2 separate regions of the Homo sapiens genome follow, and region 2 is linked to region 1. A link is an interaction called in ENCODE POLR2A ChIA-PET data of the cell type or tissue named here. Cell type or tissue: GM12878. All regions are shown on one strand. Links, peaks and the distances in the headings refer to the core of each region. The heading gives the core; the rest is flanking DNA.

Region 1 (8,997 bases), core at 560-8,559:
TAGATTTTTAAGAATGTTATGCTTCTTTGTAATTAAACTGTAATCTAGTGTGTGAAAAAAGGAAATTCTGTACAAGTATAGAGTTGACCAAATCAAGTAAAGTTGTGTTTGTGATTTTTTTAAAGAGAGCCCTGGGCTAGGAGATTGAGAGAGAATCAAGTCTTTAATCTCCTTTCTTGGTGTCCAAATAAGATACTGAAGCTGGGAACAAGTATTACTTACCTTAGGTTGCTGCAATTAGGCAGCTGGTTGGTGGCAAAAGTGGATCAGGGTTAGCATGCCTGTGACTTACTGTGTTTTGGTGAATGTGGGTAAATCAAAGTAACTGTCTAGTAAAATTGACTGTTAGGTTGGCTGGTAACTACATGCTTCCTGGACTCTGACTGGCTTGCCAGGTTTCTCATCTGTCTTTTTGTTTCTTGTGTTCCCTTCAGGTTGTTCCTCCAAAAGAGTGGAAGCCACGAGCATCCTATGATGACATTGATGATTTGGTCATTCCTGCCCCCATTCAACAGCTGGTGACGGGGCAGTCTGGCCTCTTTACTCAGTACAACATACAGAAGAAAGCCATGACTGTTCGAGAGTTCCGCAAGATAGCCAATAGCGATAAGTGAGTGGAAACCCTTTCTTACCTGACATAGCACCTAGGACCCTGGTGTCTCATCCTCCTAGCATCTCCAGGACTGCTGCTGTCCTGATGAACAGTGTCTTCAGCAGGATGGCTCTGTTCTAGCTGTCTCCCTTTCTGCTTTTTTTATGGAAGCATTCCCTCCTCTCAGGACTGTGTCCCAGTCTAAACCTGTTCCTGTTCTTATAACAACAAATCCCATTGTTTTTCCATCAGAAGTAGAATCATTTTCTGACTCTAAAGTTGCAAGGAGAAAGTTGGATGTGGTGCACAAGGAGCTTTTGCTGGGTATTATCAACCACCTGCTCATCAAAAGTGCTTTAGTTCCACTTCCTCTCTCTCGGGATGCTCTGTGTTTAATTGTGCTGGAATTTCTCACTGCCCATCCAGCCTGCTAGCTCATTTCTGTTTTGACATTAACAGTGTGAGTAAACCACCAAGCTGGTTGCTATTTTCTGTCACTCCTTCTTTCTCTGTACATTCCTGTCTCTTTTAGAGATATCTTTCTTTGTGTAGGCCTGTTTTCAGTTCTTCTCTGCTGTTGGTTTTTTTTTTTTTTTTTTTTTTTTTTGAGATGGTGTCTCACTTTATTGCCCAGGCTGGAGTGCAGTGGAGTGATCTTGGCTCACTGCAACCTCTGTCTCCCAGGTTCACGTGATTCTCCTGCCTCAGCCTCCCAAGTAGCTGGGACTACAGGCACGCGCCACCATGCTTGGCTATTTTTTGTATTTTCAGTAGAGACAGGGTTTCGCCACATTGGCCAGGCTGGTCTTGAACTCCTGACCTCAAGTGATCCTCCTGCCTTGGCCTCCCAAAGTGCTGGGATTACAGGCAAGAGCCACCACTCCTGGCCCTTCTCCGCTGTTTTTAATGTTTAGTTCTCATTTTTCCTGAGATTCACAGAGAATAAATTTTGTGTTTCCTTGTTCAGCTCTGACTACTCCATCTTTTTTTTTTTTTGAGGTGGAGTCTCGCTCGTTCCCCAGGCTGGAGTGCAATGGTGCAGTCTCGGCTCACTGCAACCTCCACCTCCCGGGTTCAAGCAATTCTCCTGTCTCAGCCTCCCGAGTAGCTGGGATTACATACAGGCGCCTGCCACCACGCCTGGCTAATTTTTGTATTTTTAGTAGAGACGGGGTTTCACCGTCTCTACTGTCACCCAAGTTGGAGTGTAGTGGTGCAATCATGGCTTACTGCAGCCTCGACTGCCCAGGCTCAAAATGATCCTCCTTGCTCAGCCTCCCAAGTAACTGGAGGTATAGATAGGCATGTGCTACCGCGCTCAGCTAATATTTTTTATTATTTGCTGCCCAGTTTGGTCTTGAACTCCTGGGCTCAAGCGATCCTCCTGCCTCAGCCTCCCAAAGTGCTGGGATTATAGGCATGAGCCACTGCATCCGGCTGACACCTTAACTCCTTTTATTTATTTTTTTTTTTGAGACAGAATCTCGCTCTGTCGCCAGGCTAGAGTGCAGTGGCGTGATCTCGGCTCACTGCAGCCTCCGCCTCCTGGGTTCAAGCAATTCTCCTGCCTCAGTCTCCTGAGCAGCTGGGATTACAGGCGCCCACCACCACACCTAGCTAATTTTTGTATTTTTAGCAGAGGCAGGGTTTCACCATGTTGGCCAGGATGGTCTCGATCTCTTGACCTCGTGATCCACCCGCCTTGGCCTCCCAAAGGGCTGGGATTACAGGTGTGAGCCACCGTGCCCGGCCAACCTTAACTCTTAAAACATCTACCTTGCTGGCCAACCTGCTGACCGATGAGAGAATTTACATAAAGGCATGTTGAAGAAATGTGGGGCTCTGCAGGTGAAAGGCTGTATCCTTCCTGCCATCCTTATTGTCTGATTTTTGCTACACATGAGGAGCAAACTCACCTGCCTTCTGTTTCTCACATGGAATTCAGCCAGGGGCTTCAGTCTCCTCAGCCTTTTTTCCCTTTTTGTTAAGGCTTTTTCTTTTCTTTTTTTTTTTTTTTTTTGAGATGGAGTGTCGCTCTGTCACCCAGGCTGGAGTGCAGTGGCACAATCTTGGCTCATTGCAGCCTCCGCCTCCCAGGTTCAAGTGATTTTCCTTCCTCGGCCTCCCGAGTAGCTGGGAGCCCGCCACCACGCCCGGCCAATTTTTTTGTATTTTTAGTAGAGATGGGGTTTCACCATATTGGCCAGGCTGGTCTCGCTTTTTCTTCTTTTAGCACACTTGTTTTCCTTTTAAATTAACCAGCCCTATGTCTATTCCTTTCGTCCTAATACATAGCAGATTACCTTTAAAGTAAAAACATAACTTTTTTTTTTTTTTTTTGAGACAGAGTCTCGCTGTGTTGCCCAGGCTGGAGTGCAGTGGCACAATCTCACTCACTGCAATCTCTGCCTCCCAGGTTTAAGCGATTCTCCTACCTCAGCCTCCCATGTAGCTGGGATTACAGGTGCCCACCACCACGCCTGGCTAATTTTTTTGTATTTTTAGTAGAGACGGGGTTTCACCATGTTGGTCAGGCTGGTCTCGAACTGTTGGCCTCAAGTGATCAGCCTGCCTTGGCCTCCCAAATGCTGGGATTACAGGCATGAGCCACCGTGCCCAACCTAAAAACCTAAATTCATGAAACAGATTAGTTGACAATAGGGGAGTTAATTGTATTTCAGAGAGAATGTTAGGTCTCTAAAATTTATTATTCCCTAGGTTGACATTAAAGTGTAAGGCAGTTACTTAGTCAGATTTTTTTTTTTTTTTTTTTGAGATGGAGTCTTACTCTGTGGCGCGGGCTAGAGTGCAGTGGTGCTATTTAGGCTCACTGCAATCTCCGCCTCCTGGGTTCAAGCAATTCTCCTGCCTCAGCTTCCCAAGTAGCTGGGACTATAGGCGCCCGCCACACCACCCGGCTAATTTTTTGTATTTGTTGTAGATACAGGGTTTCACCATGTTAGACAGGATGGTCTTGATCTCCTGACCTTGTGATCCGCCTGCCTGGGCCTCCCAAGTGCTGGGATTACAGGCGTGAGCCATTGCTGCTGGCCAGCTCTGCTAATTTTTAAAGTTTTTGTAGAAATAGGATTTTGCCATGTTGCTGGTCTCAAACTCTTGGGCTCAAGTGATCCTCCTGCCTCAGCCTCCCAAAGTGTTGGGATTACAGGCATGAGCCACTGTACTTGGCTAGTTTGAATCTAAAAGAAGTTTTTTTTTTTTTAATTAAATTTTCAGTATTAAGCTAAAGAGTATAGATATTTTTAGACTGGGTGCATTGGCTAACTTCTATAATCCCATCACTTTGGGAGGCCGAGGTTGGAGGATCACTGGAGGCCAGGAATTTGAGACCAACCTGGGCAACATTGCAGGACTTCATTTCTACAAAAAATAAAAACACCAGATGTGGTGGTGTACACTTGCAGTCCTGGCTACTCGGGAGGTTAGGGCAGGAGGATTGCTTGAGCCCAGGAGTTCGAGGCTACAGTAAGCTATGATCACACCACTGTGCTCCAGGCTGGGCAGCAGAGCAAGGATCTTGTATAGTTTTTTTTAAGGTATAGTTTTCTTTTCTTTTTTTGAGACAGAGTTTTACTCTATGGCCGAGGCTGGAGTGCAGTGGCGTTAGTTAGCTCAGCTCACTGCAGACTCCTCCTCCTGGGTTTAAGTAATTCTCCTGCCTCAGCCCCCACCCTAAATAGCTGGGATTACAGGCGTGTGCCACCACGCCCCTCTAATTTTTGTATTTTTAGTAGAGACCAGGTTTCACCATGTTGGCCAGGCTGGTCTTGAACTCCTGACCTCAGGTGATCCGCCCCCGCCAGGCCTCCCAAAGTGCTGGGATAACAGGTGTGAGCCACACCCCTGGCCAAAGTGTAGATATTTTTATGGCTTTATGTAGATAGGTAGATATAAATATGCGTATATGTGAGTACGTATTTTCCTAATTGGAATATTGGATGTGCAAAAATCTATATTTTTAGAGCTATTTTATATTTTTACTAAAATATTTGTTGTTTTTAGGAGTGATTACTTGGTGAGTGTCAGCCACTGCGTAGGGCGCTTGGGCATATAGCAGGGGTACTTACAAATGAGCCCTCTTGGAGCAGCTTCCTTTTGGCTGGTTCAGGGAGGTGAATGCTGTTGGAAAGCCTTAGCTCTTCACATGCTGCTGGGTTTTGGTTGTCTGTGGATATGTAGGGACCTTGGGTCTTGGTCTGTAAGCCCATTTTCTCCCTGGGTGGCCACCTGAATCTAGCAAGGTGTAGTTTAAGTAGAGTCTCTTCAGAGAGTTGAGGATGTTGTGCTTGTTAAGGAAGACCGGTTTACATCTGTGTGTACATTACCTTCCTCAGGCTTCCTCAGGCCCAGTGCTCATGGAAGGGACGTTGAGGGACTGACTACGTATTAGAGCCTTGAAGGCCAAGATTATGCCTTGTTCATTTGAAATTCTTGCTGTCACTGGAATAGGGGATTATGTCTTGTAATGTTCATAATGCCTAATAAACCCCTGTAAGTGGTTTACATGTTTCTTTTTACTTTCAAAAAGGTACTGTACCCCACGCTATAGTGAGTTTGAAGAGCTCGAGCGGAAATACTGGAAAAATCTTACATTCAATCCTCCAATCTATGGTGCAGATGTGAATGGTACCCTCTATGAAAAGGTGAGGCTCACTGGAAACCCTCTGTGCAGTGTTTTTGTAATTTTGTAATACCTTTTTTTCGGCCCGGCACGTAGTAGGCACCTAAAAGCTGTTTGGTGAATGGGTGGATGAACAGATGATCTACCCCCAGCTGATGTTGCTGTGCTGGCCTAATTGTGGGCCATTTTGCATGTGACTGAATTTTATTTCTCCTGCTTTACATGTGAATTGGATGATGTGGTGTTCTTTTCAAGGGTTGTTAGCATAGTCGGTGGGTGGTAGCTGATGAGTTCTTGAAAGGGTGGGTTGGCTCTCAGATAATGAAATGAGGCAGTGTGGTTTCTGCAGAAAAAAGATGACTGACTAATCTAATGAAAGGGGTATACATTTAAGAAGAGAAATACATTTAGATTTTTCAGAACCCTCAAACAAGATTCTGTGGCAAAAGCTATTTTAACCACTTTTATTGGCTTGAAATCCTGCCTTAAATATGGTGAAAGGGGAGAATATTTGGGAATATCTTCAGATGACTGAAAAACAGTAGGGCATTCAGGGATTATCACTCATAATTGTTTTCATATTTTAATTTTTTTTTTTTTTGAGACGGAGTTTCGCTTTTGTTGCCCGGGCTGGAGTGCAATGGCGCGATCTCAGCTTACCGCAACCTCCGCCTCCCGGGTTCAAGTGATTCTCCTGCCTCAGCCACCTGAGTAGCTGGGATTATAGGCATGCGCCACCATGCCCGGCTAATTTTGTATTTTTTAGTAGAGACGGGGTTTCTCCATGTTGCTCAGGCTGGTTTTAAACTCCCGACCTCAGGTGATCCACCTGCCTCAGCCTCCCAAAGTGCTAGAATTACAGGTGTGAGCCACTGCGCTTGGCCCATATTTTAATGTTTTTATCAATTATTGGAAGAGTTAAAAAAATGAATTCCAGGCCGGGTGTGGTGGCTCACATCTGTAATCCCAGCACTTTGGGAGGCTGAGGTGGATGGATCAGGAGGTCAGGAGATTGAGACCACTCTGGCTGACATGGTGAAACCCCGTCTCTACTAAAAATAAAAAAAAAGTAGCCTGCAGTAGCGGGCGCCTGTAGTCCCAGCTACTCTGGAGGCTGAGGCAGGAGAATGGTGTGAACCCGGCGGGAGGCAGAGCTTGCAGTGAGCCGAGATTGCACCACTGCACTCCAGCCTGGGTGACAGAGCAAGACTCTGTCTCAAAAAAAAAAAAAAAAAAAAAAAAAAAAAAAAGAATTCCAGTTTTGTTGATAGCAGTTTTTGGGGGTCAGGGAAAGTCAGTCTTGTAGGGATGAATGGCAGGAAGATGCTGTAAGGATCTGGGATGGAGAGCTACAAAAGTCAGGCATAATAATAATACAGGACCTAGTTATGGGAGATGGGCTCCCAGCTGGCCATTACAACTCGGGAAAAGGATATTCCACATTTTTTATGAAGACACTGCCTGGTGGAAATCAGGGCTAAAAAGCCACAACATTGCCATAGTTTTTTGTTCTTTTGTTTTTGAGACAGAGTCTCGCCCTGCCACCCAGGCTAGAGGTTAGTGGTATGATCATAGATTACTGTAACCTCAAACACCGGGGTCAAGGGATCCTCCTGCTTCACCCTCCCAAGTAGCTGAGACTGCAGGCACATGCCACTTCACCTGGCTACTTTTTTTAATTTGTAATTTTTTTGTAGAGACTGGGCCTTGCTTTGTTGCCCAGGATGGTCTTGAACTCCTGGGCTCAAGCAATCCTGCCTTGGCCTCCCAAAGTGTTGAGATTACAGGCGTGAGCCACCACACCTGGCCCACTGTCATAGTTCCCATGTTTTGCGATTTTTTTTTTTGTGGTCATAGAGTTTTTTTTCTATTTTGACCTAAATTTCTTTAGCATCAGTTCAAACTTTTCCTCTTGGGGTTTCAAACAGGTGACTCTTGGTCGGGCGCGGTGGCTCAGGCCTGTAATCCCAGCACTTTGGGAGGCCAAGGCGGGTGGATCACAAGGTCAGGAGTTGAAGACCAGCCTGGCCAAGATGGTGAAACCCCGGCTCTACTAAAAATAGAAAAATTAGTTGGGCATGGTGGTGGGTGCCTGTAATCCCAGGTGCGCGGGAGGCTGAAGCAGGGAATTGCTTGAGCCCGGGAGGCGGAGGTTGCAGTGAGCCAAGATCATGCCACTGCACTCCAGCCTGAGCAACAGAGCGAGACTCCGTCTCAAAAACAAACGAAAAAACAAACAGGTGACTGTCATCTCTTTATTCATCTTTCCTACACTAGTATTCACAAAGTAATATTTGCCCTTTGAAGGTAAATGGTGTCAGTTCCAGTGGTAGCCGTGAAAGTCAATGAGGAATGCTATGGTCTTCACGTCCATAGTGTTTTGACATTATTCCCAATGTTTGTCAGAGATGACAGCTTACTTGTGACCTACTCTGATTTGTAGGTTCAGAGCCTCGGTTTCTATGCAAATGTAACTTGCCCTGGACTGTCATTGCCTTTGCAGCATGTTGATGAGTGGAATATTGGCCGGCTGAGAACAATCCTGGACTTGGTGGAAAAGGAGAGTGGGATCACCATTGAGGGTGTGAACACCCCATACCTGTACTTTGGCATGTGGAAGACATCCTTTGCTTGGCACACTGAAGACATGGACCTCTACAGCATCAACTACCTGCACTTTGGAGAACCAAAGTCCTGGTACAGTCTGCCTGCAGTCGGCACCGGGCTTCTATGCTAGAGCACGGGCTCATGTTCATTGTGCGTGGGAAGCACCTCAGGATTGTGTTAAAGGGCAGACCCTGGTTCAGGCTTGGGGTGACATTCCATGTTTTAAACACACTTTCAAGTGCTAAGATGCTTGCTGTTGGAGCTCTGGTGCTCGGACCACCTTTTGAGTAGGGAGGCTTTAGAGAGCAGGGTGCTGGCAGTTACCCAAAGACACGGGGGCTCTTCCAGGCTATCCCACTGCTTTCTAATTTTTTTTCTGAACAGGCCTGAGGCATTTCTTAGCAGCAGACTTCCAAGACTAGAGTCACTCTCTCAGATGACAGAAAGCTTTCTTTTCGTCATGGAAAAAATACTAATACTTGGGGAGCAGCAGTGTGTGCTTAACACATAAGGGATTGCGAGGCTATTCAGCATGCTTCCTGTTCTCCAGAGTGTTATTCTTGTTGGTGAGACAAACATTGGTTCTCTCTCCTCTCTCTGTGCTGACCCATCTTTGAGTCTCAGCATTTTTTTTTTTCTATTTTGAGACAGGGTCTCACTCTGTCACCCAGGCTGGAGTGCAGTGGCACCATTATGGCTCACTGCAGCCTTGACCTCCTGGGCTCAAGTGATCCTTCTACTTCAGCCTCCCAGGTAGCTGGGTTTACAGGCGTGCACCACTATGCCCAGCTAATTTTTTTCCTTCTTTTTTTTTAGGGTAGAGATGGGGTCTCACTATGTTGCACAGGCTGGTCTCAAACTCCTGGGCTCAAGCAGTCCTCCTACTTCAGCCTTGCAAAGTGCTAGGATTACAGGCATGAGCCACTGTACCCGGCCCATCTCAGCATTTTAGTGAAGGTGCTGCAGATAACAGCAGTGAATAAGATGGATGAGATACCTACCCTCACACAGATAGGAGACTGGTCAGGAGGTAGAAAGTGTGAGAGAATGCTCATACGGTGTGGGGACAGCTCTGAAGGGGAAGAAGTGGGTGCTAAGGTCCACATAAGAAGGATAGATGGGATTAAAGAAGGCTTCTTTCAAAGAGGTGACAAGT
Region 2 (8,997 bases), core at 546-8,545, 91 kb before region 1:
CAGTGTGGGCCCGAGTCTGGAACTCCAGTGTGGGTCGGGTGTATGCGCAGGGCATGGCCCCTGGGTTCTTGTGGTGGGGAGGCCTCAACTGGGTTGAGTAGGGCGATGTGGGGTGCCAGGGAAACCCGAGGAAGGAGGGGATGACTGGGAGGGGGACGCCGTGCCTGCCAACAGGCCCCAAACAGCTCAGATTGAAAAACAAAACAGGCTTTTAAGATGCCAAGTTTGATGAAATCTGAGTGCTGGAAGAGGTGGGAGTTTGCTCTTGGAAAAACAGCTGAAAATCGAGACTCAAAGCTGCGAAGGGAGATGGGCCCAAGGCTCCCCAGGCCCCCCTTACTGCCTGGAAGCCTGGGGGTGGGGCTGGGCTCTCTGGGAGAGTGTGGGAGCGTGCAGATCTGGCAGCCTTCGACTTTTGGAAGGCGTCTGGCTCTGGCCCTGCTGAGGATGGAGCTGCTGGAGGTGGCCTTGGCTTCTGTGGAGCGGCTGAAGGGCAGGGGGAGCCAGCAGCCCTGCCACCTACGAGGTTCCTTCATGTGTCTCGTCCCTGCATGTGTCTCCAGGCGCACGTGTTTTGGCATAGGTGTGTCTGGCTGTGCATGTCTCCACATGTGTGTTTGCGTGTCTCTGTGTGCACCGCCTCTGGATCTGCTTGCATGCGCCTGTTTCCACAGGTGCTAGTCACTGCAGGTGCCCCTCCACATGCACATGTAGGTTTCTATTTTTACACCTGTCTGTTTCTCCATGTATATTTCTGTGGGTTCCTGGCTGTGCATGTTTCTATGGTGTCTGTGTGTTGAGAGGCAGGGTGAGGCCAGGCCCAACACTCAAGCTTAGGGGAGGCGGTCAGGCTCACAGACGGTGCCACCCCAGGGGGCCTGTGTCTGTGTGTGCGGGTGCGTGCCTGCGTTTGCACGGAGACGCCACGAAGCTGGGTAAACATGGGTGAAAAGGTCATACTGACAGACGGTGCTGCCTGCCCCAGGACCCTGCAAGGCGTCTCCATCTGTCAGCTTCCCTGGTGCAGCCCCCTCCCTCTGGCCCAGAGACTCACCCTCAGGCGTCCAAGGCTGAGCTGGACAAAGAGACCTGTGTGTACTTTGTAGGGGGCCTCAGCAGCCTCCACCCCCATCTTAGGCTCCTCTGTCAGGACCCCAACACATGCCCCAGCTCCCACCAGACTCGCCTTGGTACTGTCATCCCACCACCTTCCCCCACAACAGCCTTTACAAAGGCAGTTTTCCCCTCCTCCCTGGAAAGCTTTCTGCCTCCCATGCTCATGTGTTTCCTGTTCTTGAATCTCCCTCCTCCAGGAAGCCACCAAGATAGCAAGTGAGCTGTGGAGTCAAACCGATCAGCTCCAACACTGCTGTGGGAGGTTAGCCAAGCGCTCATCCACTTCTGAACCTTGGATTCCCACCATCGACCCCCGACCCTCCCCTCGCTAGGGCTTGTCATCGTCTTCTGCCCATGGGGCAACCAAACCTCTCCACGGAAGGGGACAGGTCTCCTTGCTGCAGTGGGTAAAGGCCAGCGCAGTTAGGTGCAGGAGGCATTCACACACACGTGCACACTCCCCACCTTGCACACATATCTGCGTGAGCCGGGGAGACCCTAGGGAATGTGTGTGCATGTTGTCTATGCATGCGGGTAGAATCCGCAAACGGTGTGGAGACTCGGGCTCTTGGGTACCTCTGAAGGCCCCTGAAGTCCCCATGGGCTTCTCCTTCCGTCCAGGGCACCCTCTTATCAGGCCATGGCCCTGAGACGCGTAGTGCAGACGCCCCCGGCGCTGAGGCTGAGGAGGCAGATGGCCCCTCCCCGCACTGTGCAGGGCACCCGGTTGGGGGTGGAGGGGAGGGCCGCGTCGGTGAAGCGGGAAAGCCTAGTGGGAGGATTCCCTGGAGCTGAGGAGCCGGGGCCTGGGAAGGGGCGCAGAGGCTCCACCCAGGCGGGGGCGGGAAGGGCGGTGCCAGGGCGGACAGCGGACGCGCGCGCCTGCACGGACTCGGGCACACGCAGCCCTTCCGCGGCAGCGCCCGCCGCTCCACCGTCGCCATGGCTACCGGCTGGCCTGGAGCGGGGAGGGGCCCTTCCTCCCCTTCGGCGCCAACAGGAGGCGATTTGAGGGGACTCAGCGTGACTGGTGCATCCCGGGGTTGGAAAATGGGTGGGTGCTTGCGACTGTCCACGTGTGGGGGACCCTGGGGTTCGCTTTGCGGTAGATGCAAACGCCGCGGCGCGTGTGCGGGGCTCTGCAGTGGAGCCTGAGCCGTGCCGGCCGAGGCGTGGTGTGGGGGAGGCTGCCGGCCCTCTCGCGCGCGGGGTGTTCACGCCTAGAGCGCTGGGGCTGGGGGCCTACCACCCGGTCTCCTCCCAGCCCCACCTCCGATTTAGCTGTGTGACCTTGGGCAGGTGTCCAGATGTCTAGATCTCTCTCAGCCCCTGGTTGCCCATGTACCTCATAAGGGTTTGGTAAAGATTTAAGTCATTTTGTAAAGCATTTTAACATAGTACCTGGAACCTAGTAAATGCTTCATAAATCTTACTGTCCCTCATACCTGGGTCTCAGTTTTCCCAGTTGTTGATGGGTTTGGAGTGATCATGTGACATCATCTGAGGAGTTGCCCAGGTCCTCAGCCTGAGTGTTGAGGCTGCGGTAGACCCAGCTTCCGCGGGTGCCCGTGGGGGAAGGTGGTAAGTGTGCCAGTCTGGCTGATAGATCAGTTTACACCAGGATGCCCAGTGCTCAGCCAGGCCAGGCGCATGGTGGGCGTCAGGAAAGGGCTGCTGTACTTGGCTGAGTTGAATGTTCAGAGGCGCCTGGATGGGAGAGAAGGAAGAGGCAGCAGCAAGTCGCTCCTGAGGGGCTGGAGCCCTCCTGTAAGACCCACTTCCCTTCCCGGGTGGCAGAGTGGCAGACTTCCGAGTGCTGCCTAGAAGCCTAGTTGGCACAGGGGACTGGCTTTTGGGTCCCGCTGTTTTATGGACAGCTCTCCACACATTCTGGTTTTAGGCTCTGGCGGCAGTGCCTGAGGGATGATCTGAGCCAAGGACAGAGCCACTGAGGGCGTGATAATTGAGGGAGGAAAATTAATTGTCCTTAATTTGGCGTAAATCCCAAAGACCTTCCTCGTGTAAGGAATTCAGAGTAGATTCCGAGACACAGGGCTGCACACATTTGTACTTCCCTTCCCTTCCCTATCTGCGGGTGGAGATGAAGGCCACTTGACTCCTGGGCCCTGACTCTGGCAGGCCATGGCCACGTCTTCCCCATGAGCTGGGCAGGTAGGAATGAGGTCTTGAAAGAGTTAGACTGGTGCTCTGGAGGGCACCCAGGATGGCCCTAGCAGCCCCGAGTGTCCCCAGGTGTTGGGGAGGTGAGCCCTGCACCTCTGGTCCCCCTCAGGCCTTCCTATGGAAGCAAGCAGCAGCTGGGCCAAAGGAGGCTGATCCCCTGCCTGGTGCATCTCAGTCCTCTTCATTTCCGTCCTCCTTCCCTTCTCTTGCCACTGTTGAACATTTTACTTTTAAAAATCTGAAAGGGCACTGTGGGATCATATTTACAGCCAAGGAGACACTGGGTTTATATCCAGAACTTCTAGGGCTGCAGGTGGGGAAACGTACAGCCAGGTCCCAGGAAAGGCTGGGGCGGCAAGGCCGTGCTGGGAATCCTATTGCTCTCTAGCCTGAGACCTCTGCTCCTCATGGGCCACAGTCCCTTTGGGATGTCCCTGGCAGCTAGAGCCTTGGGGAGCATCCCCTGGGACTGGCAGCAGATAGATAGGTATCTTGCTCCTGCCTGTTGGGGCTCGTCCAACTCCCTCTTCTACCCGCCCCCCAGTCGCTCTCCCTGGGTCTCCAAGAGGCTCCAGGGAGGGCTAGTTTCTGCCAGCCTTTACCTTCTTCATGTCTGAGGATGCCATGTGCCTTTACTCTGGCATAGAAGCCTGACTTCCCTTGGCACATGTTCCCATACACCCATCTTGTGCTGGGCTTGTGGAAAGGAGGTAGAGTGGTGCTGGTCTCCCCCACCATGAGCCCAGCTCCCCGCCTTCCCCAGGAGACAGACAAAGAACACACATTCCCCTTGCCCCACATTGGGTGTGTCTGGCATCCACACTGGGAGAGACACTCTGCTGAGGCCTTGAAAATTGGTGGTTTGGGATGGGGCCTGGTGGCTCACAGCTGTAATCCCAGCACTTTGGGAGGCCGAGGCGGGTAGATCACCAGAGGTCAGAAGTTCGAGCCCAGCCTGGCCAACATGGTGAAACCCCGTCTCTACTAAAAATACAAAATTTGCCGGGCGTGGTGGTGGGCGCTTGTAATCCCAGCTACTCGGGAGGCTGAGACAGGAGAATTGCTTGAACCCAGGAGGCGGAGGTTGCGGTGAGCTGAGATCGCACCACTGCACTCCAGCCTGGGCAGCAGAGTGAGACTCCATCTCAAAAAAAAAAAAAAAGAAAAAGAAAATTGGTGGTTTGGTCCTAGTGGGAAGGGCCTCTCACCAGCCTAGAGTGGAAAAGGGAGTTCCCGACTCTAGTCTCAATACCTGTCTGCCCCAGTGGCTCAGCCCTTACTAGTTACACCAGCTAATATTCACTGGGAGTGAATTCCGCATCAGATGCTCCGCAACACCTTGCATGCATGATCAGATACAGACCTCACAGTAGCCTTACCATCAAGGTGGGCACTTGAACCCTGTGTACAGATAAAGGAGACAAAGAATGAGTAACATGCCAGGCCCTAAAGCTAGTTCGTGGTGAACGTGGGAGTCCCATTTGATCTATACTAGTCCTGAGCCTGTCCTGGACTTGTGCTTCCAAGGGGTGGAGAGTAGATAGCCTTGCCCTGCAGCCCCTCGGGGCTGATATGGGAGCCCATGTACAGTGGGAGTGGGTTTGCTGCTGACATCTGTTCCTCTTACTCTATGCTAGTGACTCCTCTGTGTGCCGCCAACCCCTAGCAAGCTGGGAGAAGGCAGCCAGGAGGGAGTTTTTTCTCCCCCTACCAACTTTTTGTGTCTTTAGAGCTTTTTTATCTCCTTTGCCTCCACACACTCAGGCATGGTCTGCAGCCCTGACCGTGACTCCCAGGGTCAGGACTAAGTGAGGGAGAAAGCTCAAGGTCAAGGCTGCAGTAACGAATAGGTCAAGGTCAGGATCGGAGTTAGAAGGGGATCATTGGTAGGGCTGGGGGTGCCCCGGGTCAGGGCTAGAGACCAGGCGGTGACCTGGGGCTCTGCCATGTGATAGAGCTGAAGGCTGGATGAAGGGAACACTGTGTGTGCGGACAGGGGAGAGGGGGCTGGACAGCACAGAGGCCTTCAGGCTGAGCTGTGGCTGTTGGATGCTGCGCGAGCTCCCTGCTAGCCCCCCCCCCCACCCCCTGCAGCCCCAGCATTCATGCAGTGCTTTCTGCTGTGACCAGCAGAGCATTGATTCTCGTTCTTCTCAGGGCCTGGAGAGATAAGTGCTGACGCCTTCAGTCTGAGGCGTTGCCTCTCAGACCTGGAAACTCCCTGACAGGGCAGGGGTGGGCCCCACTGCAGCCTCTGCCCTGCCAAAGAGACTTAGGACCCTGGTTCCTCAAATCGGGGTATGCTTCATGCTTAGAAGTCAAGGAAAGGGGAGGGGAGTCTTGAGGGCCCTGGCCAACCTGCAGTTGGGGAGGTTACCCCCAGAGGGGTCATAGGGGGCAGGCAGAGCCAGCCCTAATACACACATTGCTGTTTGTCTGCAGAGGAACAGCTGCCCCCTGGGTTCCCTTCCATCGACATGGGGCCTCAGCTGAAGGTGGTGGAGAAGGCACGCACAGCCACCATGCTATGTGCCGCAGGCGGAAATCCAGACCCTGAGATTTCTTGGTTCAAGGACTTCCTTCCTGTAGACCCTGCCACGAGCAACGGCCGCATCAAGCAGCTGCGTTCAGGTGAGCAGAGGGCAGGGGTCAAGGGGCCATGCAGACCTCAGAACAAGCGTCTTGTCAGATCCCAGCACAGCCTACTCCCTTGGGCCTGGGCACCTCCAGGGCTGAGCGGAGGGTACCTGGTGGGGTGGGCTGGGTCTTACTGCAGGTGTGCCTGGCTCAGGGAAGAGAGCTCGTGGTTGGCTGTGCCGTTACCTTCTTCGGATTGTCAGACTCCAGACTTTGGGCCAGTTCTGCCCCTCCCAGCACATGTGATGTGCCAGTGTGGTGGACTCTTCAAGGGTGCTCTATGGATGTTCACCCTCCTCCTTCCCTGTAGCCTGGCCTGAGACAGGGCCTGGATGATGCTTCTCTTTGCTTCCTCAGATGGCAGGGCTTAGCTGGGAAAAGAGGCTAAAGGTGCCTGATTCATCAGGCTTCAAAAGGCTGGATCTCAGGGGCCTGGAACTAAGGGGACTTGCTGTTGTCCCTCGACCACCAGAGCCACCTGTCTCCTCTGGATGTCTCCGTCGAGCCAGCTCGGAGCCCTGGGAGCAAGGATGCCATCGTGCAGGAGGGAGGTGTCACCCCATTGATCGATCTGCCTGTGAGGCTCCTGCCAGGATAATTGATTCAGTTTTTGTGGGAACAGAGCAGGCGGGAAAAGAGGCTCAGAATCAGCTTGGCTGCATTCTGCATCTGCTGCCAGCACGGCCTGGACCAATAGTCTTTGCTTCAGAAGCCCTCCTGCTAGCTATGGGATGGTTGGCCTCGGGCAGGATGGCCAGTGCCGGCCAGAGCCCCTTCTGCCTGTCAGTTGTGATGTCAATGATGAAAAGGAGGACATGACTCTTGCCCCTTTCAGGGGCCTGCAGGCTTCAGAGGTGCCCTCCCACTCCCTGGGATGCCAGCCCCTCCCCATCAATTCCCACCAGCCTCACAGCCCCTTGGTGCCCAGCAGGAGGAGGGAGAGACAAGCTGCCCAGCAGGGCAAGATTCTGGCCCCAGCCACGGCCGCCTGAGACAGCCCACGAAGTGTTAGCTCATTTAATTTAATTAAAACTCAACAAGATGGAGGCAGCTGTAGCGCAGTTAATTAAAACAGCCATAATCAAGGCAGCAAACGGCCGGCAGTGTTTGTGGCCGCTGCCCAGCGCAGCACAGCGGCCAGCACGGTTCGGCTCCTCTGCATTTTCTCATAGTTCCTCCAGGCAGGCTCCCCAAGCAGCCAGACGCTCCTCCCTGCTGGCCTGGGCCCCTCCACAGAACCACATGGACTTGTCTGGCAGCAGCTCTGGGAAGGCTCGCTCACACATTGGTTCATCTAGTATTTATATAGTGCTTGGGGTGCCCGGCCCTGGGCCACCCCTTCCTTGCCTATCACTCCACTGGATGCCACTCAGGCCCCATCCTCCTTGTCCTCTCGGCAGCAGCTAACATTCCTCCCTCCTTCCCAACCACACTCCCATTTTTCCCTAGCCTTTCAGGGCTCTGTCTCTTGCGACTTCCCTCTTCCTAGTGCCCCTTCCCTGCAGCAGCATCTTCCCTTCCACCAAGCCCTGCCTTTGCCCTATGGACACAGCCTTGCCCTGGACGAGCTCACCCCCTCCTAAAGCTCCAACTGCCATCTCCTCACCTGCAACTCTAGCTTTAGTCTTTCCAGCCCAAACCTCTTACCTGAGCTCTAGATCCAAAATTCGACCTGCCTTCTGGTCACCCTGACCAGTGGTGATCAGTGATGAGTGATGACCTTCTTTTCAGACAGCTGTACCCTCTTTCCATAAGTGGCACCCTCCAACCTGGAACATGGGTCTCAAGTTGGTTTGAGAGCTCTCAAATGTACCACCCTCGTGGCTCTCAAATTGGCCCCCTTCTCCCCTCCTGCTGCGTCAGTCCTATCCCAGGCACCAGACACTGCTTTCCCTGCCTCCGGGCCCTCCCGAGAATCCATCATCCTGTAGGTCAGGTTTGCTGCTCATACCTTCCTGTGCCTCAGTGGTGTCTCCTTGCCTACCTGGTCAAGTGACGCTCCCAAGCAAGGCTTAGAGGGCCCTTCTTGGTCTTCCCCTGCCCGTGTCTCATCGGGTCCTGGCTACACCACTTACCAGCTCTCTGGCATTGGTTAACTTTTTCGTGTGTCAGTTTTCTCATGTTTGAAAAGGAGTTACAGTAAGCAGTGAGTGAGTCAATGGCAGTCAAACCTTGAGTTGATGGCCTGGCCTCTGGTAAGGGCTTCATGGAGCTCTTTCTACTTTCTGTGCCCTTGACCCTCCTAACACTGAGCTGTGCTGACCCGTCCTTGGTCCTTGCCCACCTCCGGCCCTCTGCTCACCTTCCGGCTGCTCCACTTGAAAACCTCCACCCTGCTCAGCCTCTGGCTGCTGCCTCAGGCCTCACCTTGCTTTACATTGTCACCATCTGGCTCCAGTTCTGCTCAGCTAGGCCTTGCAGGGAGGGCCTGGGTCTGATCACACTTGGTGAGGTCAGCTGTAGGACAGGTCTTCTCTGAGCCCTTGTCAAGTGAATGATTTCATGAACTTGACCTTTGGCACTTGTCCCTGTAGGCTAATATCTGCTCTAATGTTCACTCCTCCTTCTGCTTTCCAGGTCCAAGGAAGACTTCCTTATTTGTCTTCCTGCCACCTGGAAGTTGTGACCTCAGGGTCGTGGGCCCAGGGTCCAGCTCCTGGGATGGAGCCAGATGGCACCTAAGGGGCCTCAACCATCCCACCTCTGCAGTAATAACTGGGCTCTCTCCCCTCCCTGCCTGACCTGGCCTGGGACCGTTGGCCTCAGTTGTTGCTGGCCTTATCCCATTACCATTTAGAAGGGTGCTAAGGCTATTCCGTGCACATTTTTCAGGGACAGCCCTTCATGGAGTGGACTCAGGCCCCTGAGCACTCAGCTGTTTACCGGGACCTTTACGGTTTACGCATCACCGACAGTTTACAACAGAGCTTTCCCCGCTTTTGTTGCAGCTGATTCTCTTGCAGCCCTGTGAAGTAGGACAGGCTGTGATTACCATGCCCCCTTCACAGCTGAGTTAAGGGAGTCACTTGGGGTCACACATCGAGACTCGGCCTAGGAGCT

The links. ChIA-PET counts read pairs that join two places held together with the same protein. Peaks named below come from ENCODE experiments on the same cell type or tissue, not always from the same donor. Only the 100,000 strongest peaks of a DNase experiment are listed, where the experiment ranks them.
Region 2: POLR2A ChIA-PET joins it to region 1 with 10 read pairs; 18 of 35 experiments call an interaction of 5 or more read pairs at or near these places.

Annotation. Positions count from the first base shown.
Region 1 is chr1:43,655,157-43,664,153 of GRCh38, forward strand. KDM4A (lysine demethylase 4A) reads left to right here. Exons shown (of 22, transcript NM_014663.3): 3 at 435-610; 4 at 5,142-5,256; 5 at 7,738-7,931. It overlaps LOC124904165 (a long non-coding RNA gene), which reads right to left. Exons shown (of 3, transcript XR_007066050.1): 3 at 8,474-8,997. Among named protein-coding and RNA genes, the nearest start is that of KDM4A, 9.5 kb to the left of the region's middle. RefSeq lists enhancers at 4,626-5,302, 5,303-5,978 and a silencer at 5,302-5,596. In GM12878, for the core only: no CTCF peak of the experiment used is centred there; a DNase peak (open chromatin) is centred at 1,012; H3K27ac peaks cover 199 bases.
Region 2 is chr1:43,563,848-43,572,844 of GRCh38, forward strand. PTPRF (protein tyrosine phosphatase receptor type F) reads left to right here. Exons shown (of 34, transcript NM_002840.5): 6 at 5,743-5,931. Among named protein-coding and RNA genes, the nearest start is that of PTPRF, 37 kb to the left of the region's middle. RefSeq lists enhancers at 1,252-2,047, 8,965-8,997 and a silencer at 1,892-2,041. In GM12878, for the core only: no CTCF peak of the experiment used is centred there; DNase peaks (open chromatin) are centred at 1,965 and 5,520; H3K27me3 peaks cover 223 bases.